7 separate regions of the Homo sapiens genome follow, and regions 1, 2, 3, 5, 6 and 7 are each linked to region 4. The links are chromatin contacts, found by Hi-C or POLR2A ChIA-PET in ENCODE. All regions are on one chromosome and are shown on one strand. Each heading gives the region's core, a stretch centred on a gene start or an enhancer-like site at or near the end of the contact. The rest is flanking DNA. Distances are from core to core; before and after follow the strand shown. Region 1 overlaps PELI1 (pellino E3 ubiquitin protein ligase 1). Region 2 holds the start of VPS54 (VPS54 subunit of GARP complex). Region 3 overlaps PELI1 (pellino E3 ubiquitin protein ligase 1). Region 4 has its middle 96 kb from the start of SERTAD2. Region 5 has its middle 73 kb from the start of ACTR2. Region 6 has its middle 29 kb from the start of LINC03050. Region 7 holds the start of PELI1 (pellino E3 ubiquitin protein ligase 1).

The links. Hi-C counts contacts between places; a loop is a spot of excess contacts on that map. ChIA-PET counts read pairs that join two places held with the same protein, here RNA polymerase II (POLR2A). Pooled maps may share reads with other maps.
Region 1: a loop to region 4 is called in a pooled map, with 3 times the contacts of the local background. The contact joins two enhancer-like sites. A Hi-C loop is called at or near these places in 1 of 168 maps with a recorded cell type or tissue (naive thymus-derived CD4-positive, alpha-beta T cell) and 5 of 50 pooled maps. POLR2A ChIA-PET finds 5 or more read pairs at or near these places in 2 of 52 experiments (OCI-LY7 and activated CD4-positive, alpha-beta T cell).
Region 2: a pooled map shows a loop between it and region 4 (9-fold over the local background). The contact joins the promoter of VPS54 here to the enhancer-like site in region 4. A Hi-C loop is called at or near these places in 11 of 50 pooled maps.
Region 3: a pooled map shows a loop between it and region 4 (2.8-fold over the local background). The contact joins two enhancer-like sites. A Hi-C loop is called at or near these places in 1 of 168 maps with a recorded cell type or tissue (naive thymus-derived CD4-positive, alpha-beta T cell) and 5 of 50 pooled maps. POLR2A ChIA-PET finds 5 or more read pairs at or near these places in 2 of 52 experiments (OCI-LY7 and activated CD4-positive, alpha-beta T cell).
Region 5: a loop to region 4 is called in a pooled map, with 8 times the contacts of the local background. The contact joins two enhancer-like sites. A Hi-C loop is called at or near these places in 4 of 50 pooled maps. POLR2A ChIA-PET finds 5 or more read pairs at or near these places in 2 of 52 experiments (activated CD4-positive, alpha-beta T cell and activated T-cell).
Region 6: a loop to region 4 is called in a map of chondrocyte, with 8 times the contacts of the local background. The contact joins two enhancer-like sites. A Hi-C loop is called at or near these places in 1 of 168 maps with a recorded cell type or tissue (chondrocyte), 1 of 37 single-sample maps with no recorded cell type and 8 of 50 pooled maps. POLR2A ChIA-PET finds 5 or more read pairs at or near these places in 2 of 52 experiments (SK-N-SH and activated T-cell).
Region 7: a loop to region 4 is called in a map of OCI-LY7, with 6 times the contacts of the local background. The contact joins the promoter of PELI1 here to the enhancer-like site in region 4. A Hi-C loop is called at or near these places in 5 of 168 maps with a recorded cell type or tissue (B cell, CD8-positive, alpha-beta T cell, OCI-LY7 and 1 more), 2 of 37 single-sample maps with no recorded cell type and 17 of 50 pooled maps. POLR2A ChIA-PET finds 5 or more read pairs at or near these places in 1 of 52 experiments (GM10248).

The regions. Positions count from the first base shown.
Region 1 is chr2:64,090,547-64,093,921 of GRCh38, reverse strand. PELI1 (pellino E3 ubiquitin protein ligase 1) reads left to right here. Exons shown (of 7, transcript NM_020651.4): 7 at 1-1,270. Among named protein-coding and RNA genes, the nearest start is that of PELI1, 52 kb to the left of the region's middle. Within about 2 kb of position 1,326, at least 3 of the 41 ENCODE cell types and tissues checked have a DNase peak (open chromatin) inside an H3K27ac peak, as active enhancers do; they include OCI-LY7, where a contact is called at or near this core.
Region 2 is chr2:64,017,645-64,020,775 of GRCh38, reverse strand. VPS54 (VPS54 subunit of GARP complex) reads left to right here and starts at 1,348. Exons shown (of 23, transcript NM_016516.3): 1 at 1,348-1,838. RefSeq lists a silencer at 1,225-1,934 and an enhancer at 2,095-2,164.
Region 3 is chr2:64,112,466-64,115,955 of GRCh38, reverse strand. The region is part of intron 1 of PELI1 (pellino E3 ubiquitin protein ligase 1); the gene reads left to right. Among named protein-coding and RNA genes, the nearest start is that of PELI1, 30 kb to the left of the region's middle. RefSeq lists an enhancer at 1,753-1,832. Within about 2 kb of position 1,720, at least 5 of the 41 ENCODE cell types and tissues checked have a DNase peak (open chromatin) inside an H3K27ac peak, as active enhancers do.
Region 4 is chr2:64,748,491-64,751,831 of GRCh38, reverse strand. No RefSeq gene overlaps it. Among named protein-coding and RNA genes, the nearest start is that of SERTAD2, 96 kb to the right of the region's middle. RefSeq lists silencers at 110-1,109, 1,441-1,510. Within about 2 kb of position 1,736, at least 36 of the 41 ENCODE cell types and tissues checked have a DNase peak (open chromatin) inside an H3K27ac peak, as active enhancers do; they include B cell, CD8-positive, alpha-beta T cell and OCI-LY7, where a contact is called at or near this core.
Region 5 is chr2:65,299,434-65,302,849 of GRCh38, reverse strand. No RefSeq gene overlaps it. Among named protein-coding and RNA genes, the nearest start is that of ACTR2, 73 kb to the right of the region's middle. RefSeq lists an enhancer at 1,911-2,020. Within about 2 kb of position 1,534, at least 29 of the 41 ENCODE cell types and tissues checked have a DNase peak (open chromatin) inside an H3K27ac peak, as active enhancers do.
Region 6 is chr2:65,571,530-65,575,005 of GRCh38, reverse strand. No RefSeq gene overlaps it. Among named protein-coding and RNA genes, the nearest start is that of LINC03050, 29 kb to the left of the region's middle. Within about 2 kb of position 1,710, at least 2 of the 41 ENCODE cell types and tissues checked have a DNase peak (open chromatin) inside an H3K27ac peak, as active enhancers do.
Region 7 is chr2:64,143,018-64,146,457 of GRCh38, reverse strand. PELI1 (pellino E3 ubiquitin protein ligase 1) reads left to right here and starts at 2,038. Exons shown (of 7, transcript NM_020651.4): 1 at 2,038-2,377. RefSeq lists silencers at 1,811-1,870, 1,961-2,150, 2,231-2,300, 2,441-2,510, 2,521-2,590.

The sequences.
Region 1 (3,375 bases), core at 77-2,576, 660 kb after region 4:
TAGATTATCTATTTTTCTCCCATGATAACTAATCTGTTTTTAGTATCAGCAGCATTTGGCAAGTTTATTTTTTGGATATAAACTGTGGTTCATCTGTTCACTGTTTCTAGAAAAAAATCATTGCCATAAGAAAAAGTATAAATTAGCAAGAAAGGAGAGTGACTTGATTTGCTTTTGGAAAAAGAAATGCTTAATTAATTATTCTGTATTTGGCCTTATTCGGGCATTAGGAAATCTAGAGATCTAAAGGGTTGAATGACAATAGTGCCCCCGTTTTTAGCAGACCAGCCTTAACTCTGGGTTTGAATCCTAAGGAGATTGCCACAGTGAGACTTAAGGAAATGTTTGGTTGGCAGATGAGCACCAATGACTGCAGCGTGGAGTGACGCACTGCATGGTCTGTTTATTCTCTAATTCCAATATGTCTTTTGCTTCCAGAAGCAAGAAAAGTTTCTTCTCTCCCCTCCTTCCCACCCTTTTTTCAAAGGCACCACAAGTATAGACAGTTGCACTACATCAAATCTTTTTTTGACACTTGTAGAAACCAGTACACTTTTAGATTAGACAGTATCTTCTTTTAATATTTTGATTTGTTTTCCTTTAGTTTGAAAAGTTGTATAATACTTAACTGACTGTAGCAAAGTTTTATATGTGGTAGCATACCTTTAATTTATCCTATTACAAAACTGTTCTGAATTTTCTTTTGGTTTTTAAAAAACAAAACTTGTTGCTTAGAAGCCATGAATTATTTTATTTTACTTCAACTGTCGAAACTTCCTTGTTTTAAAAAATGATCATTTGGGTTCACTCAGGAAATGCATGTCAGGAAACTTGTATTATAAGTTTATTAGTTGTGATGTATCAGTAACTGCTGTTACCCCTTTTTCAAAGAAATGTAATTGATTTTGAAGTTTTCTAGATTGTCACATGCTTTGTGACTAATGCAAGAAAGCAAGTCCTGTGTTGTATTTGTTCTAGTCATTTTTATTCAGGCTATATATTGTAGCTTAATTTTTATTTGCAATTAATTTATTTAAACTAAGTAAATACTTTTCAAAATACATAATTGAATTCGTCTCTGTGAGTTCATTTTTGCATAATCGAGAATGAGAAACCAGAAGTGAAAACTGTGAACAACTCTATTCCACACTCCAAAAATACTCATTTGAAATAGATGAAGAGTTTGCATTTAATGTAACACTTTAAAGTATCTGGTTCTTTTTTAAAAGCATCTCTTACTAATAAAGGAACTTTGTTAGTGGTTGAATAATTGAGGCCTTTTCTAAGTTAAGCCTTGCTAGGGAGTTGGCACCTGTAAGTTGCATGTTAGACTATTTAAATAGTGGCTTCGTAACCATAAAAGTTGCACGTCCTTCCCAAAGTTGCCTGCATTTTCTTCTAACAGGTAAAAACAATCTCTTCTAACAGGGAAAAACCTGGCTCATTTTCTATCAAATTCAAGTTTTAAAAATTCAGGCAATTTAAATGATCAGTTGGGTGTTTGCTGTTCAAGCAGAACTGTTATTTTGTCATGGCCTAATAGAACACTTTTACTTAGTTGTATTAAGGGAATGTCAGTATTCTGGCCAAGGAGGAGAAAAAGTTGTATTTAGGTCTTCTAAATGCATTCTCAAGAAAGATAATCTTTATGGCTTAACTCTTTTATCAAAGTAATCTTTATATTTAAATGCTACTTAATTTGTTCAAGGAATTAAATTTCCCTTTATCTAAAATGTTAGGGTAATGAAGCAAGACATGAAGGGAAGCCATTCAGACATCAGAGTTCTTTTACTAGGTTATCCTCTTGCAACCTTCTTTGCTTACTTCCCTCATGTAAAAGTCTTCTAGTACATGTAAAGCAGGGTAGGAATAAATAATAATGTAAGTATGTAATTACTTCTTCTTTTTTTTTTTTTTTTTGAGACGGAGTCTCACTCTGTCGCCAGGCTGGAGTGCAGTGGCGTGATCTCGGCTCACTGCAAGCTCCACCTTCCGGGTTCACGCCATTCTCCTGCCTCAGCCTCCCAAGTAGCTGGGATAACAAGCGCCCGCCACCATGCCCAGCTAGTTTTTGTATTTTTAGTAGAGACAGGGTTTCACCATGTTGGTCAGGATGCTCTCGATCTCCTGACCTTGTGATCCGCCCACTTTGGCCTCCCAAAGTGCTAGGATTAATTACTTCTAACATTTGAGTGTCCCACTTCACTCTTCCCGTCTGACCCAGACTGAGGGCACTGGTGAAAGTCCACTTATTATGTCTCTAAGGTTATAAGCTCAACATAACTCTAACACTTTGGCCCTTCGTTGCAATGGATCATCTTGTGCTACCACTTCTTTTTTTGTTTAAGACAGGGTCTTGCTCTGTTGCCGAGGCTGGACTGCAGTGGTGCAATCACAGCTCACCACAGCCTCAACCTCCCAGGCTCAAGCAATTCTTCCACCTCTACCTCCTGAGTAGCTGGGACTACAGATACACACCACCATTCCTGGCTAATTTTTTTCATTTTCAGTAGAGACGCCGTCTGACTAGATTTCCCAGGCTGGTCTCAAACTCCTGCTCTTAAGCAATCCTCCTGCCTCAGCCTCCCAAAGTGCTTGGATTACAGGTGTTGAGCCACCACACCCTGCTGTGCTACCACACTTTAGAGACCACTGGTTAATAAACCTATGTTCCATTCCCTTCTCTGTTTTCTCTAAGCACTGCCCTATAGCAAATCAGAACAGCAAAACTCTGCATCACTGAACTCTGTTATTCTGTCTGTCACCCCCACTTTCAGAATTACTCTTATATAAGTATTCTTTAATGTTTTATCCTCAAATTTTATCTACTTTTTTTTTTTTTTTTTTTTTTGAGACGGAGTTTCATTCTGTCGCCCAGGCTGGAGGGTAGTGGTGTGATCTCGGCTCACTGCAACCTCTGCCTCCCGGCTTCAAGCAATTCTCCCTGCCTCAGCCTCCCCAAGTAGCTAGGATTACAGGTGCCGGCCACCACACCTGGCTAATTTTTGTATTTTTAGTAGAGACGGGGTTTTGCCATGTTGGCTAGGCTGGTCTCGAACTCCTGGACCCAAGTGATCCACCCACCTCGGCCTCCTAAAGTGCTGGATTTACAAGCGTGAGCCACCACGCCCGGCCTCTGCTTTCTTAAAACAGATTTTTGTATACCCACTGTGTGCCAAGCCCTGTCCTAAACCGGGTGATATAGCAGGAAAAAAAAAATCCCTGCCTTCATCGTGTTTGTATTCTAGTGTACAAGATAGAAATAAGCAAGAAAAAGTAAATATATGTATATATACAATATGATAGTGAACTGTGCTGAGGGGGCAAATAAAGTAGAAAGAGGAGATGCAGATGCAAAATGTCATATGCTGGGGC
Region 2 (3,131 bases), core at 99-2,598, 730 kb after region 4:
TGCTGTGCAATAGATCACTAAAATTTATTCCTCCTACCTGAAACTTTATACCCTTTGACTCACATTTCCCCTTTCCTCATCACCCTTTACCCCCCAGTCTTTGGTAACCACCATTCTACTCTGCTTCTATGTAAACTCATCTGGTTTTATAAGTGATCAGGGATTTAAGAGGACTTCACTCTTTTACAGTTAAATTTATTTCATATTGGGGAATGATTTTCTCACTTTGTTTCTTACATAATTTTAGAGGATTGAACTTAGAAAAATATAATGTAAGAGTTTTCTCTCAACTATTTTTGATGCTTCCTTACTTTTTGTCCTCTTTCCCCAACTTTAGCTCTTTGGTGGGGAAAATATTATTTCATAAAAGTTATGTTTGCAGTTTTCAAAGTGACTTCTTAGAAGTGAAACTTGGATCAACATTTTTTTCAACCCCCCAACTATAAGAGTTACATTTTCACTTTTGATTTGTTAAAACATACTATGTCTTATAAATGCTTGAAATTTATTTTTAGGCAAGAATTTCAACATTGAATAAAATCTTCCCAAAATTAAGTCACAAGCACTCAAAGGATTGAGGATCTTTTTCTTCCTAAAATATATGTGTGTGTGTGTGTGTGTGTGTGTCTTTATATTTATATACTAAGACCTTCCCTTTCTTGTGGACTGTGTTTTATTGGTTTAAAGTTGCAAGTCCTGTGAAACCAGGCTGAAGTCAGAATTAGAAGGTATTAATTATCATACACACTCCAAGTATCTCAGTCAAGTAACAGGAATAACTGATTACAGTGTCTGGGAGGAAGGCCTGGAACTTGGGGAAGACTTGGAGGGGAGGACTGGATGGGGAAAAGGCCTCAATAGAGAGAACTGGGTTGTTGCGGAGGGGTGACCTTTAACCTTTGGAAGGGCATTTACTAGGGAACAGCTGAAAAGCATTTACTTCGAGGGGGTGGGGGAGAGGAGGAATCTCGTGGAAGTATTTGCTTTAATAGGTCCCGGGTGATTTAGGGATGTTTCGAGTCGGTTGGTCTTGGGGGTGGCGAGGGCTACGCTGGAGGGGTCGCGTCCCAGTCCCGGGGAAGGCGGCAGGAGGTTTTCTGGGTGTTCCTGAAAACTGGGAGTTGGGGGGAAGGGTGGTGGGGAAAGTGGAATTCAGCGTGGATTTGTCTGCGTGTAGGACTATTAGAGGAGGCGCAGGGGAGCCACGCGGTGTATTCCCCGCCCCGAGAGAACTCTGGCTGCGCCTGCGACGGGCACGCCGGCCTGCGCCAAGGCCGCTTTCCCCAGGCGGCGGGCGCTCCCCCCGGCCCGGGCCGCGGCCCTCCCGCCCCGGCGGAGCCGCGCGGTGGATTGTGGGCTGGGGGCTGCGGCGGCCTCCGGCGCTGTCTCCCCGCACCCGACCGGGCCGAGCCGGCTGGGCCGGCGGGGTGAGGGAAAGCAGTGGAGTCGGGAGCAGAAGCGCTAGAGGCAGTGGTCGTGGCGCGGCGGCGGCGGCTCCCCTGGAGGCCGGGGATGTGGGAGAGGCGGTGGCAGCAGCGGCGGAGGCGGCGCTGCGGACCCGGGGGAAACTGCTGGCTGACAGGACACCCGGGAGAGACGTGAGGGAGCCGCCGCTGCCACCTCTCACCCCTGAGTGAAGCTGGGCTCGAGAGGGCGGCCCTGTGCTCCCCGGGCCGACTGGCCAGCGGGCGCGGGGCGGGGGCGGGAACCCGGGCTCGGGCCCGGCCGGGCGCCGGGCGGCGGCGGCCGTGGAGCAGCAGCCTCGGTGCGACGTGGAGGGCTGGAGGCGGCGGCGATGCACTAGGCCTCGCTCAGGGCGGCTGCCCCGGGACCCGCAGGTAGGTGTGCCCCGCGGCCCCCCGCGCGTCTCAGCCCACTCTCACCCCGACCTACAGCGGAGAGAGGGACCGAGACCCCACCCCCTCGGCTCTCCTCCCCAGCCCCAAACGGACCGAGTTTCGGTCACAGCTGACCGGCACTGAAGCTTCCATGCTCCTCTCCGCCACTTCCTTTTTTTTTTTTTTTTTTCCTTTTCACTCTCCCTCCGGGATCGGGGCTGGCAGCTGTGTTCCCTGCCTCCTGTCAGCGACCGCAAACGCCGCTCTTGCCCCTCTCTTATCTTTCCGGGATCCCAGCTCTGGAACTTCCATCACCCCCTTAGACGCTGCCCCCAAACTTTCCTTTTCTTTTTCCAGCCAGGCCCTTAGTCCTATTGGATTCTACTGGAATCGTTAAAACATTTGTTTGTTTTTCTCTCCGGGGAAGGCTAACCCAAAGAGTTACTCAGTATTTTGCATTTTGGCAATGTAGCTTGAAATAATTTGTGCAATAATTTTCTTCAGTTCTGCCTCCTTCCATCTCTGCATAGACAGAAAGGGCAGGCCCTCTCTGCCGTTTCTGCTCTCCCGTCGTTGACTTGGGAACTTTGGCTTGCCAATTATAATTAGCCGTTTGGTCTGTTCATGTGTTGAGTTCAAGATGGTATTTTTAGCATTTTGACTGACAGGCGTTTCAAAAAAAAATTTTTTTCTTCTAACCAGCTTTATTTTTTGGTCTTTATTGAGGCTCTTTCGAAGAATTAAATTGTTTGGACTGTTTTTGTTTTTAATTGGCTGTATTTCTGATTTGTCAAATCAAGGGCGGTCTTAATACTAAACGCCTTTAAGTAATACCGTGATAAATTACTTGTAGTATACCGAGAAATATTACTGCGATAACCTAAACTGCAGATTTTGATGTACATTCACTTTTATAAATCCGAAGGGGAGTTCTAATTGGAAAAAGCACCTTCAGAGCCTAAATGATTTCTAAGCAGTTAAATGATGGAACAGAGGGAATGATGGGATTTGTTTGACTGTATTTGTAGTGTAGTCAGAATCGGATTTCCTAGAAATGGATGTTGATGGTTCGTAGTGCTCATCATTGCTTATGATAGGTTACCAGTAGCTGTAATTGATAGTTGTTTGGGACGACAGTAGATGTTTGCGATTTTATTGTAATTTGGCTATTTTTAAATTATGTTCTGATAACTTAAGAATTATTACACTACCAATCTAAGAGGCAGTCTGAGGATCACTTTTTTAAATAAATGAAAAATGTTTTAATGGGTTTTTAAAATAAAGAATGCATCA
Region 3 (3,490 bases), core at 471-2,970, 640 kb after region 4:
ACCAGGAAATGGTTGACAAATACAATGAACATTGAGGAAGTGACAAAGGTTCAGATAATCTCAGCACTACTCATAATTGAATAGTTGTTACTAATCTATGCTGAAGTATAACTTTTTTACAGTTTATTTTACATGTGAATACATTCTAGTCTTCTAAATGGTCCTGTAATAGGGTCTTTTAGTCTGTTTAGGAATTAGCCCCATTCTACCTTGTCTAGGGTGTGGAGTAATGACATTAGAAAATCTGGACCACTTTACCTCTGGTAGCTTCAGTTTCTCCATTTATAAAATGGGGACAAATGATTGTACTTTATAGTTGTAATAGAAATTAAATGGGGTAATGTATGTTGAGTTAACATGTGGATCTCAGTCCTAGCTCTGCCAGAGTTCTTTGGCCTTCAGTCACTGGGCTTTTCTGACCTACTCAGTTCCCTTATCTGGAAAATAGAGTTCAGACTTTCCTACCCAATTCACAGGGCTATTATGGGGGTCAAATAAAATAATCTTACGTGAAAGCATTTGGCTAATTACCATTCTATGCAAGTTCAAGATAGACCTTACCCCAAGGTTGATTCAAATTGACACCCTCTGTTGACCTAAAAGAATTCTCCCATGCTTGCCAAAACCTGCTTTTAATTTTTCTAAATATGGGCCCCTTAGTCCAGAAGATACTTATCTAGCCTCCAAAGATTTGCCTTTCTCTAAACAGCAGGCTACCCAGCAGTAGCCTTATAGCTACTTCTGTGGCCACTCCAGCTCTAGTCGCTTTCCTTCAACCATTTGAGAGAGGTAGCCACAATATTAAAATATTTTAAATGTACAGAAACATTAATCATTAATTGCCATCAAGGCAAGATTCTCATTCTCACTCTCAGCCCCTATCAATTCTAGTAAAATACTGAAACTACACCCGCCTTCAACTACACGGCCTTTACTAACACAAGTCTTAGTATAAATAACCTTTTATTATCAGTATCAGTATAATGTTAGTAAGCAAACATTAAGTACCTTACTGTGTGCCAAGAAGTATGCCAAAAAAAGGGGAAATTTCCATCCTAAGAACAATGTATGTTGTCTTCAAGATTAGAGCAGTGGTTCTCACAAGGTAGGGGAGTGAGTAGTGGGGAGATAGGAAGTTGAGGCATTTTTAAAGTCACAACTAGAATGTTCTACTGGCATCTAGGTAGAACAGAAAGGCCAGAGATACTGCTGAACCCCCTACAATGCACAGGCCAGTGCCCCACAATGTCAAAATGTCAGTAATGCCCAAGTTGAGAAGCCCCAGTTAAAGGAACAAATACTGTCCCTAGGAAAGATGTTAACTCCTTTTCCATCAGGATGAAATAAGTTATCCCTGTAGGTGATATACTATCAGCATGCTATTTGGCTTCTCTAAGAGAGGAGGGTGGGAATTTACACAGGTGGTGTCCTGTATCTTGGGAAGGGGAACATAGACTTCACTTCCTCCACTGCTGTGTTGAGAAGCTAAAAGACACTAGCAGAAAGTAGTAACCTCCAACTACTACTGCACACCATTATTTCTCCTTTTATGTAAAAATGCTATGTGTTACTCCTGCTGGTTGCAAAAGAATGAAGAAGGTGATTAAATTTTCACTCTTATCAAGAAACTGCTATGAATTAAACTCCAGTCATCAGCTGAATTGGTTTCATAAAATGGTTCCACCGCAAACATACTAAAGCAGTTCTTTCTGTTTGAGTCATCCTTTTGAAATCAGCCACAAGGAAACTCTAGTATAGATGGAAATCTGTTTTATCTGAGATAATATATGCAGTCCACATTGTTTTTCATCATAAAAAAATGTTATAACATTTTCATGTTTTAAAACATTTTCCTTTTTTTCTCAGTACCCCATTATGCCTACCCACTTGCCCACTAAAATAGAAGTGCTCAGAAGATATGTAAACAATCTGCATAAGATTTGTTTTGTCCCTTGCTTAGTATTTGTTTTGCTTTTTTTTTTAGGGCAGGAATTTTGTACTTGTGTTTAGTAGGTAGTAAGCAAAAGGCTGTGTGTGATGTAAATAATGAAAGAAAACATTTGTTAGGTTGAGAGACAAAGATTGATTTCTCAGTTTTTCTTCTTTAGGTGAAACTGACAGATATTATACAAAGTCTTTCCTTTGGGAAGACTTGATATGAAAATAATTGTATTTCACTGGCCCTTAAAAAGGAAATGATTAGAATGTTTAACAGTCAAATTAATAATACTATTCCTAATAAATACATATTTTATGAGTAACTTTTCATGTTCTCCCAGCCCACAAAGAAAATAACACTATTCCAGAATATGTTTATTTTAAAATTTTTTTTTAACTCTGGAAGTTTAGTTCCTGCTAATGAGAGCAACATGCTTTCGAGTATCAAGCAAAGTTTCAAAGTAATAGATAAAATAGAAGACAGTTTTATTAGGAAGATTTTCTTTAGCATTTCTTCTAGTCTTGAGTAGAATTAATGGTGCTATTTCATGTTCTTGGTGCTAGATAACATTGGGATAGGGCTGAATACATGAGGTCAAACTAACTTAATTGAAGACCAACAAATGAAGCCAGTAATCGAGACATTCGGATGTTTTTTATGTACATACTCATTTAAAGTTCTCAAGTACATGACTTCAGGAATTTTTTTTTTTTTTTCTTTTTTTTTGAGACAGAGTTTCTCTCCGTCACCCAGGCTGGAGGATCACAGCTCACTGTAGCCTCAAACTCCTGGGCACAAGTGATCCTCCCACCTCAGCTTTCTGAGTAGCTGGGGCTATAGGTGCATGCCATGACATTTGGCTAATGTTTTCTGTTTTTACTTTTTTTTTTTTAAATCTTTTGTAGAGACGGGAGTCTTACTATGTTGCGCAGGCTGGTCTCAAACTCCTGGCCTCAAGTGATCCTCTCACCTTGGCCTCCCAAAGTGCTGGGATTACGGGCATGAGCCACCATGCCCAGCCTAGGAATTCATTTTGAAGAATTCTTTTACTCAGATTTTAAAATATAGAGAGAATATATAAAGACAGTGAGTAGGAAAGCATTGTCTAGGTACTGGTCTTTGTTAAAGAGTATAAACCTTTGGGAAGATCATGAATCTTTCTTCAGAGAACACATAAAAAAAAAAGTTCCAGGAAGAATAGCTGTCACAGCATTTTATTTGCAGTTTAATAAGGCCAGTTGTATATTGATTGATTATATGCCATTTTTAAATTTTGAAAACTATCTTGGGTCATTTATGTATATAAATAACTGGTACTACAAAAGTGTTTTATTTTGGGTTTAGATTATCAAATACAGAAGTAGAAGCCAAGATTGAATGTGTTCCTGTGATTGAAACTTTGATGTCACTGATAAAATATCCCCAGATAAGGCCTTCTAAGAGATCTAAGCAGAGTAAGAATATGTCTGATTGGAAATATATTGTTTTTCTTGGCTAATTTGACCAAGGGCTCTAGAAATTATATGGAGGGTATATGCCAGCCGTACTCTT
Region 4 (3,341 bases), core at 487-2,986:
GCCTACGGCTTCCAGCCTCCTCAGATCCCAGCACACAGCCCCGCCGGACTTCCCCCGGAGCGGTCTCCAAGAGTGGGCACTGCGTGATCTGATTCACTCCAAATCTGGCTGTCCCCCGGGAGTGGGGTTTGGCCGTAGGGGCTCCCCGGCAGCGCCAGGCAGAGTCTGAGCAGCAGCCGCCGCCTGCACGCAGAGTTAGGAGCCAGCCTCCGCCGCCGCCTCCTCCTGCCGGATCAGAGTAGGCAGCACAGCCAGTCCCCATCGCTGTCACGCAGCCAGCAGCGGGCCGCCGCCCCCCCGCGCAGCCCCGGCCCTCACACTGTTATTTGCGTGACTGACCCGAGCCGCGCGGGAGGGGAGGGCTGGCCCGGAGAGGAGCTGGTGGAGAGGAGGAGGCCGGGCCCGCCCGCTCCTTCCCCTCTGGCCGGCTGCGGAAGCCCTCTCCTCCCCATTGGCCACACGCTCGCGTCCATCACTCCCGCGAGGCGCTCGGATTGGCAGAAGGCGCACTTCTGGAGCGAGGAGGGCCGAGTGACTCCGCGGGTCTCCGGCGCCTCCTCCTTCCCTCCACCCCACACTTGAACGTCCACCCACCTCTCCCCACCCCCCACTCCACTGCCCCCGCCCCGCTCGCGGCAGTGTCCTTAGAAGACTCATTGGGCCAGGGGTGCAGCCAGCCGCTTAACGAGCCGCGCCGCCATAGGTCGAGGCCCACGCCCGTCGGAACGATGGGCCTCACCATTGGGTAGCTCCGCTCCGCTCCGCCCCCTCAGCTCCTCACCCTCTCGTCGCCGCCTCCTAGCTCACCTCTTTCTCGGCCCCCTTACCCCGCCCGTCCCCGCCGCATCACCCCTGTCCAGCTGGGCGGGGATTGCTGTACGACTCTGTAAAGTCTGTGAGTCACTGCACAACCCATCAATCCAATTAAATGTCTTGAGCGAGCCGAGCAGGCGGTGCTGCCGCCCGCCGCCGCTCGCCCCGCCGCGGCCGCCCCTGCTCCTGCTTGCAGCGCCCCTCTGATCCATGGCTGTCTGTCTGTACTTGTTACGGTGTAACATCCTCCTCCTCCTTCTCCTCCTCCTCCTCGGGAGCCGCTGCAACTTCCCCTCAGCCAGCCTCCTCCTCTGCCTGGGGACTGCAAAGGCATGGGATAGACCCAGAGCCGCTTCCCTCTGTCTCCCCTCCAGCCCTCGCTCAATTTTCCCCCCTTTAAATTAAAGTCTGTTCCTCGCTCCTCGTCGTTTTAGAGATTTATTGGTTGGTCTATTATTTCCCCTGATTTTATTTTCCCTCTCTGGGGCAGAGATCGTAGGGGCCGGTGGGTTTATTTTAGGGAGGGGGCGCTCCATCACCCCACCCCTCCGTTTCTCCTTCTCCCTTTTCGGCCGTGACTTGATTTCCCCGCTCCTCTGCGCTCCCACCCCTCGAACTCACCGTCCTGTACTCGAGTGACGCACAGACACCCCCCGCCCACAGCCCAGACGCCCCCTCCCTCGCTGCCACCCCGACCCGTCTCGGAGCTGGACTGGGTGCCGACTTCTTCGCAGAAGGGTGAGTGCTGTGCTGGGTTGGGTGAGGAGGATCTGAAAAAATGTGGTGGCCGGTCCACTGTTGGGGAGGGCAGGGATCAGGTTGTGGGCTGCAGGTTCCCGGTCCGGCGTGGATTTAAGGTGGCGACTCCCTCCTTTCCTCCCTCCCTCGCTCCCGCTTCCTCCGCCCCTCAGCTCCTTATTCACCAGCCTTGCTGTATATCTAGGTATTGCCAGACTTCCACCATCGGGGCATTATAACGCTTATAAAACATTTGGTAATGGCATGCTTTCTGTCTTTAGGATGCTTAGAGAGCAGTGATAGCCACCAATGTGATCTGATAGATTCTATCACCTGCAAAAAGTGTAAAAGGGACGATGGGTACGTTTTCTTCTAATTCAAAGTTAAACTTTTATTCAATAAAGGCAAGGCAGAAAGGTATTTTTAATTTTAATGCGTGGCGATAGGGCAGCGATAAAGCAGAGAAAGACAGATTGTCTAGTGGCATTGCTTAGTGTTTTTATTTGAAAATAGTTTTATGGGTTCCCTATTGAAAAAATATCAAGTCCGTATCAAAGGTTATGAAGTCTTTGAACCTGTTGGGGGAAAGCAAGGTAAGATGGAAATCCAGCTTGACACTTCATCTTTAGCTCACCTCTGTTACAGGGAGGCATTACAACACAGAGTTTTAAATTTCTCAGTCACTGGACACAATGGAGCATGTTAAGGATATGAGAGAAATATGGATTATTTCTCTTTTGATATCCATCTTTTGTGTACTTCATTGCTTGTTCAGCAATGTCATACTACAGAATTTTGTAAAATTTTGATTTGGTTTCTTGGTTGTCCATAGCTCAGAAGTACAAATACCTGTCTATATATGCTTTATGAGGATGTTGCCATATGCATCTTTCATATTTTGTTTGAAATAAAAGTAAAAATTATGAGAAATAGTTGCTCAGAGTTGGCTTCTGAGGTTGCTTTTTAGAATTCAGCTGTTTTAAAATGGTATTACTCTTTTTGAGTCAAGTTCTGGGCTAGTTGTCCACAAGATTCAAATGAGGCCAAACCAAACATGTTTTGAAACATTAAAGTACAGGAAAGGCCTCTTAATAGTTCATTCTCTCCTTCTCTTTCAGAGTAACCAGAATAAGTTGTTACTAAATTTAATTTTAAAGAATAGACTGTTCCTGTACCGAAATCTGCCAAGTTGCTACAGAAATATTTCTTTTTAAAGAGCAGAAATGTGTTTATGATCAGCCCAAAGTAGTAAAGATGAAAAGTGACTTAAATGTAAATGCTGTCTTAAAGAAATGCTTGTCATAAGCCCCAAAACCTTCCAGAGTGTTTCAGGAAGACTTACACAAAACCTTTTTGAATTGTTTAGTAAATTTTATCATGTGACCTTTTTTATGAGTGTAAGACTGAATTATTGAAAGACCTCATAGCACAAGGGAGCCATGCTGCCAGAGTTTGAATCTTACCACCATCCCTCACTGGCTGTGTGACCTTGGGGGACGTTTCTAACCTGGCTTTTGTGGGTTTTGTCCTGTAGATGGAAAGAATGACTTCTCAAGGGGTTGTTGTAAGGTTGCATGAGAGTACATGTCACAGAGCACTCCAGGTTAGCTACCCCATCATCACCAGCAGTCTTAGAGAGGTGTCTAGTGTAGTGGTTAAGAGTAGGACCTCACGCTGGTTCATGCCTGTAATCCTAGCACTTTGGGAGGCTGAGGTGGGAGGATGGCTTGAGCTCAGGAATTTGAGACCAACCTGGTCAAGATGGTGAGATCCGGTCTCTACAAAATAAT
Region 5 (3,416 bases), core at 285-2,784, 550 kb before region 4:
GCTGTTTTGTAGTCAATTCTGCTCTCATTCCCTTCAACTGCAGCTTTGACTCTGGTCTTCTATTTTTGGTTACTTTGTATTGCCTTCTTATTTTAGACAGCTCCCTTTGTATCTCGTCTTAGACTGTTTTGTCATTCCCCTTCCTTCTTAGGCCAGTTCCGTTGAAGCCATATCTTCTTGTGTCATTCAGAGGACCCTAAATTGCAGTCATCTAAGATGAGCCTCTGTTTCTTGTAGAGTAGTAATGTTCAGAGAGACCTGCTACCTCTGGCCCTTGAGGGCAGTTTTCTCCCCTTCAGGCTCTACTCTCTTTTCTCTGGCCCCTTGTTGGTATTTTTTCCATTGCATGGAGAGCCCTCTATCCAGGCTTGACCTTGGCCATCAGACAAGGCAAATGCCTTGTCCTAAGCCTCCCAGTTGGGTGCTGGCAGCTTCCGCTTGTGGATCTATGCCCGTCTAGCTCAGATGTTCATGCCTGGTGAGCATTATCTGGGGTATTTCTGAGCCAGCCTACAGTTGGATCTTCTGCTCAGCTCTTAAAATCTCTGATTAAACCAGAGAATCAAATGTAGTTTACATCGCTTCTTTGAGCGGCCACTCTTAGCACCCTCCCCTTTCTACCACTGTTGAAGATACTTCCTCTAGCAATTAAACACCTGAAAAAGATGATGTGTGTCTTCAGCTAGTGCTCGCTCTCTCTCTCTCTCTCTCTCTCTCTCTCTCTCTCTCTCTCTCTCTCCCTCTCTTTGTTGTATGCTGGAAATTGCAGTCTTTGTTGCTTTGGAGAGAGGAGGATAGAGAAGATGAAACTGGGTTCTGTCTGACCTAGACGATAATTCCTGCCCAAGTGGAAGGCTATCCACTGACAGAGATTGAGTGAAACAAAACTATTTCCTTCCTTCCTTCCTGGGGCTGTCTGCCCCATTCTGGCTCAGAGGGGGCAACATGAATGGTGTGAAATCCAAGAATGTTCTAAATGCATCCCCAGGACAATGTGATTCGTGAACATTCTGACTGGTTCATGGTCTCATCTTGGTCAGGGAGCTGATGCCAGGTTTCATGTCTCTGTGAGACTTCCCGGGAATCTGAAGGGGATGCCGCGAGGGGTGTCAGGTGTGCCTGCTCCGCTTCTACACTCATCCTCGGGTCCTTGGAATCAACATTTGGGGCTTGTTGCAAAATCCATCCCACGTTTTTTCCTCTTTTGTCGAGCCTGGGTAATAGCTGCCTCTGTCTCATGCTTGCCATGCTCCATCAGTAACTATGGTTGCCTTTTGAGTGTCTTCCAAAAAAGCCTTTTCCCTGCCAAAGGAGAGAAAATCAATCCTGTCTGCCTATCCCTAAAAGCTGACATTGTCGGCTGTCACAGAACCATCCTGTGAAACGTGCAGCGAAGGAGAAAGGTTGAAACTCAGGCCTCAGGGCTGTGGTCCCTTTCGAGTCTACCCTCTGGGGCCAGGAAGTTGTGGTGTGGCTCCTGCGTGATGTTTTTGAATGAATGCCTTTGCTTCCTCGCTGGCTTGATGCGACTAACAGAAAAGCCACTTTCAGAATGCCTCGCCTCACCCGGGGCCCAGATATTTACATAGTGGCCTTTCATTCTGCGAACAGTGTGTGCCTCTGCAAATATTTTAGGCCTCCCTGCATGCTTGCGGGCCCCTACGTCCCATTCACCAGCTTTTAAGTTTGTTTTGCAGGCAGGGAGCCACTGAGAGGGAGGCCTGACTCAGAGCACAGGGGGCCCTGCTGTCTGCTGCCGCCGCCTCCTGCCACTGCAGACTTGGCGGGGAAGGAAGCAGTGGGTTTTACAGCTGGTGTTTTTGGTTTAGCAAAAAAAAAAAAAAGGAGTGAAAGAGAAAAGAATTTTTTAAAAAAATACCTCGCACATGTAAAATGACACTAAATGTAAGTATATGTGCAGTATTTTGGGATGATAGAAATTGCGTGTTTTGCATGATTCATCCTCCCTCTTGATGACAGCAAAGGAGGTTTGCACTCAGCCTCTGGTATTTTGGGAGTTTGTTCCAAATGCTCTGAAAAGAGAGAGTGAGAAGGCCCAAGCTCCTCATCCCTTCCTCAGAAGGAGGGTTGTGTCTGGGCTAAATTAGGGCAGCGTGGCATTTGCTTCCTCTCCTCTCATCTGACTGGTAAAGATTTTCATTTTTCTACCAAAAACTGGGTCAGCTGCTCCATGGGTGCAGGGGGAGCAGGATGTGGAGCCAGGAGAGGGCCATGCTTTCCCAAGTCTGACTTGAGCCTAGAAATATGTGCTGGCAGAGCTGGCTGGAAGGCCCGGCCCGGTGCTGACTCCCAGCAGGTGCATCGGGCTTCCGGGACGGGGGCGAGCATCACCAAGGCCAGCGTCCAGCGGCCAGGAACACGCGGTCTTTCTAGGATTCAGCCTCTGCAAGTTACCAAAACATTGTGTGCTGCCTTGAGGCTGACACATACCTTGGCAGGGACGATGAGGCTTCTGCCCAGAGCTGGGAGTCCCCGAGGGTCAGGCTGACCTCCAGGCTGCAGCTTGGCCTGGAGGAGGGACCACACGGTGGGTGTGGTGGCCTCTCGGGGCCAATTCAACTTTCTCTTGAAGCACCAGGGCCTAAGAAGCAGGATGATCCAGAAACCAAGTCCACAGTTAGGGAAAATGGGGAGAGGCTCTCAGCTGCTTCCCAGGCCACTGGCTGGCCGGCCCCAGGAACCCCACCTTCCAACCTAACATTTACTGTGAGAGGGGAGGACTTCCTCACTCCTTGGTCACAGGCAGATTGCAAGTTCGCTGTCGAGGTTAGACAGCCCTCTGTTTAAAAGTGGAATATTATACCTCTGAAATTCAAAACTTCACTTTTCCAAAGCTATGTTAGAAATGCTATGGCAAAATACAGCACTGAGTCCAAAAACTAAAACGATTAATTCCTTCTTGCCTTCGGAGGCATTTATTTACTCAGCTTAAACTCTACATTTGTTTTGTGAGGTTTTCTGTGTATGTGTGTTTTATTCTACAGTAAGATGGTTAGGAAAAATAAGTGACCCCTGCAGATGAATTAGCAATTGGGTAGCACCTAAAAGCTAATATTGGTCCCCAAATCTACTGTTAACAACCTCCCCACAGACCTGTGGTCATTCCCCTGCTTAAAGCAGCCCGTATTTGCCAGCCCCACCAGCCTAGGAGCTTGGCAGAGACACATACTGCTCAAGACTATCCAGGAGACCCCTCCCTGCCATTCCAAGTCCCTTGCAGTTAGGCGTGGCCACGTGAATAATTCTGGCCAGTGGGCTGTAAGTGACCGGGGTGAGACACTTGAGGGTCAGTGTGTGATCTGCCTGCATCCTCCATACCCTGTCCCAGCGATGTGCCCCTCCCCCGGGGCAGTTCTAGAGGCCACACATTGAGGTGGCAAGCCACAAGATGAAAG
Region 6 (3,476 bases), core at 461-2,960, 820 kb before region 4:
GAAAAAGTGTGCATCACAAATGAGCAAAGTCATGGAGTATCCGCAAGTCATGTGGGGAAGATGGACTCTCAGGGTTAAGAAAAGAATAGAAAGTTCAATACTCACTATGCACCATACGCAGAAAATTTAATCCCAGTTATTTTAGGCCATAAAATATAAAAAAGAAGTAGTTTTAAAACTAGAAATGTTGTAAGTGTGTATTTCACTGGTTTTGTAATAATATAGAACTTTCTAAGCCTCAAGACAATGGGGAGAAAAGCACAGAAGAAAAGCTAATAGTTTAACATTTCTTTTTAACTAGAACACTTAGTAGACATTGAGAACCTGCTGCTATATTGAAACTCAGAAAATCCTCTCCTAGGATCAGAGGCATAAAGATGCCAAGAAGTCAACCAAAGTTGTATGACAGACCAAGAAACGTCTGTTTCAGACATTTGGAATCCTATAAGATTCCATAAGTTACTTTCAATTGAACCAAATATAACATGTCCTAAACTTCACAGTGAGACTGCTGTTTCACATGACAGCCATATTCCAGATTAATGCAACCTGACAGCATGCTCTATTTTTCTTTTTCTTTTTCTTTTTCTTTTCTGAGACAGAGTTTTTAGCTCTTGTTGCCCAGGCTGGAGTGCAATGGCACGATCTCGGCTCACTACAACCTCTGCCTCCCGGGTTCAAGCGATTGTCCTGCCTCAGCCTCCTGAGTAGCTGGGATTATGGGCACCCACCACCACGCCCAACTAATTTTTGTATTTTTAGTAGAGACGGGGTTTAACCACATTGGCCAGGCTGGTCTCGAACTCCTGACCTCAGGTGATCCTCCCGCCCCGGCCTCCCAAAGTGCTGGGATTACAGGCGTGAGCCACCGGGCGCCTGGTCCCATGCTCTATTTTTCATTCATTCATTTCACAAAAGCTATTATGAGCCCAGACTGTGCAGCACTGTTCCAGGCTCTTGGCATCCAAAAGCTAACCAGACCGTGCTCCCTCCCTCATGTATTTTACCTTCTTTGGAGGCAGAGGGACAATAAATAAGTGCAGAAGTTAACAAACTTTTTCATATTGTGAGAAATGGCAACATAATATGAGCTCATATTTTTACAATCCAGAGTTGCTTTCATTAAGAATCTGTGCTTCTCAACCTTGGGTACACTTTGGACTAATGTAGAAAGCCCTTTTAAATACTGATGACTGGTTCCCATTCCCAGAGATTCTGGCATAATTGGCTAGGTAAAGCCTAGGCATTGGCCTTTTTTTTTTTTTTTTTTTTTTTTTTTTTTTTTTTTTTTTTGAGACAGCGTCTCCCTCTGTCACCCAGGCTGGAGTGCAGTGGCGCGATCCTGGCTCACTGCAACCTCCGCCTCCCTGGTTCAAGTGATTCTCCTGCCTCAGCCTCCCGAGCAGCTGGGATTACAGGCGCACGCCCGGCTAATTTTCTTTTTGTTTTTTGTTTGTTTTTTTTTAGTAGAGATGGGGTTTCACTGTGTTGCCCAGGCTAGTCTCGATCTCCTGAGCTCAGGCAATCCATCCGCCTCGGCCTCCCAAAGTGCTAGGATTACAGGCTTGAGCCACCGCGCAAGGCCTTTTGTTTTTTGTTTTGTTTTGTTTTTCCCATCCCCTCAAGTGATTCTAATGTACGGCCAGAAGAGAACTGAAAAGGGTATATAAAAGAAACTACCACTAGATGTCACTGTCCCCAAAGGTTTGAAGAGAAACAGTCCTCAAGTAGTCAATGGCTAAGTTCCCGCTAGATAAACAGACTTGATTTTGCCATATTTTGGATCCAAGCAAATGTCCAATACAAATATATATATATGTTCCTCAATTTATCTTTGGCCTGAATGAAGCAAGTCATACAAAACCCAAATGTGGCCGGGCGTGGTGGCTCACGCCTGTAATCCCAGCACTTTGGGAGGCCGAGGCGGGCGGATCACGAGGTCAGAAGATCCAGACCATCCTGGCTAACACGGTGAAACCCCGTCTCTACTAAAAATACAAAAAATTAGCCGGGCGTGGTGGCGGACGCGTGTAGTCCCAGCTACTCGGGAGGCTGAGGCAGGAGAATGGCATGAACCCGGGAGGCGGAGCTTGCAGTGAGCCAAGATCGCGCCACTGCACTCCAGCCTGGGCGACAGAGCAAGACTCCATCTCAAAAAGAAAAAAAAAAAAAAACCAAATGTATTAGTTTGCTGGGGCTGCCATAACAAACTTGGGGGCTTAACAGAAGCCCAAAGTGTTTTGTTGGAGAGTTATTTTCTCTTGAGGCCTCTCTTCTTGGTTTGCAAATGGCCATCTTTTTCTTTTCTCTTTTTTTTTTTTTTTTTTTTTTTTGAGACAGTGTCTTCTCTGTTGCCCAGACTGGAGTGCAGTGGCTGGATCTCAGCTCACTGCAACCTCCACCTCCTGGATTCAAGCAATTCTCCTACCTCAGCCTCCCGAGTAGCTGAGATTACAGGTGCACGCCACCATGCCTGGCTAATTTTTTGTATTGTTTTGTAGAGACAGGGTTTCACCACATTGCACAGGCTGGTCTTGAACTCCTGGGCTCAAGCAATCCTCTCACCTCGGCCTCTCAAAGTGCTGGGATTTCAGGTGTAAGCCACCATGCCCAGTCTTGCAGATAGCCACCTTTCCACTGTGTCCTCACATGGCTGTCCTTCAGCCCGTGTTGGCTGGGTCCTAATCCCCACTTCTTATAAAGATACCAGTAATACTGAATTAGGGCCCACCCTAAAGACTGTTTTAACTTAATGACTTCTTTAAAGGCCCTATCTCCAAATACAATCTACAGTCACATTCTGAAGTTCTGGGCCATTAAGGGCTTCAACATATGAATTTGCGGGGCGGGGCTGGGGGGAGGGCAGATACATTTTTCAAGAAATCACCAAGAAATCAAAAGCAAAACCAATCTACTTGATGAGTGGCAAATGAGTAGTTTCCCAGCCATCCACAATTCTAAAGATCTCTCACATAATAACTATGGAGCAAATTGGTTGCTTTAAAAAACAAAAAAGACTTTTAAAAATTATTTTTATTCTTTATTTCTTTAGTTTTTTTTAGCCAGGACATGTTCTTATATGAATTTTTTTTTTTTGCAAAAATCGTACTTCTTGGCCAGGCACGGTGCCTCACACCTGTAATCCTAGCACTTTGGGAGGCCAAGGCAGGCGGATCACCTGAGGTCAGGAGTTCGAGACCAGCCTGACCAACATGAAGAAACCTCGTCTCTATTAAAAATACAAAAATTAGCCGGGCGTGGTGGCGGGTGCCTGTAATCCTAGCTACTCAGGAGGCTGAGACAGGACAATCGCTTGAACCCAGGAGGCAGAGGTTGCAGTGAGCCAAGATCGCACCACTTTGCACACCAGCCTGGGTAAGAGAGTGAGACTCTGTCTCCAAAAAAAAAAAAAAAAAAAAAAAAGGCCTAATCCAAATAGGAAAAGAGGAAGAAAAACTCTCTCTCTTTGCAGACAA
Region 7 (3,440 bases), core at 789-3,288, 610 kb after region 4:
ATCTCTGATTTGTTGAATCAGTCATCCCTATAGACTGCCTTTTTCCTGAACTTTCTAGCTAGATGGTTCAATAAATCTCCTTTATTGGTTAAGCCAGTTAGAGCTGGGTTTTCTGCTGCTTTCAACCACAAGCATCATAATTCATAACTTTACTTTTCCCTTCACCCCCAAACCTAGGCAATTAGTCACTATGTTCTATATTCTATCCCCTGAATAGTGTCTGATTACCCTCAGTTTTCTCTTCTGCCACTGCCTTACCTTAGTTCAGTCTCTCATGGTTTTTTCCCCTGTAATACTGTAACAGGTCCCATACATACCACACTCCATAGAGTGATCTTTCTAAAATGCCTATCTTATCAAAATTCCATCTGCTTACAATCCTTGTGTGGCTTCCCATTGTTTCCAGGAAAAGGTTCATGTTCCTTAGCATATTGTGCAAGATTCTTCATTACCTAAGCTGTCTCCCTTACCTTTTTCAGTGTCTCCTCTTGCCACTCCCCCAACTCCATTCTACTGCCAGCAATGCAACTATTTGCTGAACCAAAATACGTTTGGGTCTCACACCTTTAGGTATTTGTGCTTGATGCTCTCCCCAACACCACCCCCAATGCTCTCACCCACCTCTCTCTTCCTCCTCCCCTACCAAAATACACAAACATGTTAATTCCTAGTTATCTCAAGTGATCTTTGAAGCATTTCCTGATTTTGCCCACATCTGTGGGTAGCTTTGCATTTTCCTATTGTAGTACTTCTCAAATTAAGTCTATTTACCTGTCTCCTCCTTTGCATAGTAAGCACTCTGAAAATAAGAATGTTTCTTTTACATTTTTGTATCTCTATTTCTGGGGCTCAAAACAGTGCCTAGCACAAGTAGACACTCAACAAGCATTTTTTGAATGAGTGTATAATTATATAGTCTGTAGATATAAGGATTTCTGATCTTGAGACTCTCTGAAAGCCTTGCTCCAAAAGTGTGTCTGATTCCTAAGCATTAATCTTTTTCTTCCAGGGTGTGGGGTTCTAGGTAGGTGGAGAAGGAAAACAAAAGCGCTCAGGACGCGTTGCCTTTAGCTCTCCGGAGAGCCAGTAATGTGTCCTGCCTTTCTCCACCCTCCTCCCTACCACCTTTCCACACCTGGGTGCCCAAGATGGGTGTAGACTTAGCTGACCAGCCCAACAACATACTCATACCTTGGTTCAGACTTCTCTTATTACCAAACTAAAGTTGGCCAATACACATAAACAATTTTCAACTTGTCTTTTGAACGTATACTTTATGAAATTTGTATGTCTTAAAAATTGTAGGCCTTAAAATGAACGAACCCGGATTCTTTTATAGTAATCAAGTAAAATATAGGGGTCTTAATTCTGTACTTTGCCTTTGCTAATCTTAAAGTTAGATGTGACTAACTGAGCAAAGTAATTAATTACGGGACTTTGATAGTGGTGATATTCCTAAGTTTTATAACCTAATTGTTCAATTACTGGAAACAACTACATTTCGACAAGTCTTAGGTAAAGAAAATTGAATTTAGCCGGAGAAGATTCAATTGAGGGAAGTGAGGGACAGAGGTATTTGTGATTTAGGGTTTGTGGAAGATAAATTACGCAGCAGGGAAGACTGAAATATGGAGAGAAAGTCAGACCTCACTGGGTACTTATGACTGGTAAGGCTAGGAGTTGGAGGTGGAGAAAAGTAGGAAGGACCGTCTAAGGGTTGGATCCCCAACAACACCATAATACAAGACCGTCCTTGTTCAGCCAACAGCAGCACTGAACACGTTCGCTAAGTGTGTCGGTGACCATGGTAACGGTGGGAGGGGGCGGTCCAAACCTCGCCCTCGAGCATGCTCAGTGCAGAGCGAGCCTGGTAGGGTGCTGGACAACAATGAATCCCTTTTTTCTTCAACCGGAGAACTACAATTCCCAAGAGCCTTCTCGGTGCGGCGACACCGCCTTCCGCTGTGGCCCTGCCCGGTCCCCTCCCTCAGGCCCCGCCCCCCGGCTAGACCCCTCCCCTCCTTGCGAGTGTATGTCAGTGACCCAGAGGCGGTGTGAGGCGGAGGGACCGTCGGGGGGCGCCGCCGCCGCCTCCACTAGCAGCAGCGGCAGCAGCCCTAGTCCCGCGGTGCGGTCGAATTGGTCCCCAGCCCTCCGGGAGCGCACCACAAAGCAGCCCCAACGCCTCTCCCTGCGTCCGCGGCTCCTCAGCGCTCGGCTCCGTGGTCAACTTCCCCTCGCTGGGCTCGGCTGGCGGGCGCGGAGGGCAGCGGCGGAACGGCGGGCTGTCTGCTCGCGCTCCCCGCGCACAACACTTCACCCTCTCGCCTCGGGTCTCGGGGGCCGCTCTGGGATCCCGGCCACCAGCAATTGTCCGGTAAGTGTGACCGCGGGGCGCCGCGGGATGGATGGCGGCGGGGCCGCCGAGGGGCGCGGGGAGGGCGGGCGCGCAACTTCCTCGGCGGCTTCCCCGGCGGCCAGCAGCCGGCTCTCCCCGCCCGCCTGCGCGCCCCCGCTGCGGCGGGGAGCGGAGTTTGCGGCGCCTGCATCCCGCGCCCTGGCTCGAGGAAGCGCCTTTGTCAGGAACCGGCCCTACGCGGCCTCCCCCTCCGCCCGGGAGCGGGGCGCGCGGCGGCCAACTCCGAGCCCCGCGCCTGGCTGGCCGCGCGCTCCGGCTGCGAGAGGGGAGCTCTGCGGGTGGCGGGGAGGAGAGGGAAATGGGAGAAACAAAAGGGGCGGTGGGTTTCCCTTTTGTTTGTGCGGATCTGATAACTTCTTTTCCTCCCTTACATAACGCAGACTTCAAGTTAGTCATTCTTTTTATTGTTATGATTGTTGTCATCATCTCTGCGCGTCTTTCACATTTCCTTTCATCTTTGGATCTCAGAGCATTTTAAACACGCTAATTAATTTCACCCCCGGGTCCCCTAGGAAACAAGTTAATACGCCCGTTTCCCTAAGTGGGTAAACTGAGGTCGTGAAAAGCTCTCAAATTGATGGATACGCTTGATCTTCTACCGCGCCTCGTGTCTGAGTATATGAAAGCGTTTATGAGGAAGAACCCGTTCTCCAAAGCCCCGTGGAAAAGTTAAAGATGCTCATTTTACTTACAGGTTAACTGAAGTCCAAAAGATGTCTAGGTAATTGTTACGTAGTTCAAACCATAATTCTTCTTACATAGTGTTTGAATCTTAAAACCTCTAAAGACTTAGTGAAAAATGCTCCGAGTAGGGAAATTAATGTAAATCATAAACTCACGTCACCATCTACTTTTATTTTTGTACGTGCAGGTCTGTTAGAGGCAAGAGAGCAAGAAGGGGACAGAGGGCAGAGGTTTTTTAAAAATGTACATTTAACAGATTTTAATCACTACACACAAGGAAATGTGCCTTGGTTTTAACAGCACCAACAATATTCCTGTCGTTTAGTCATCAAACAGT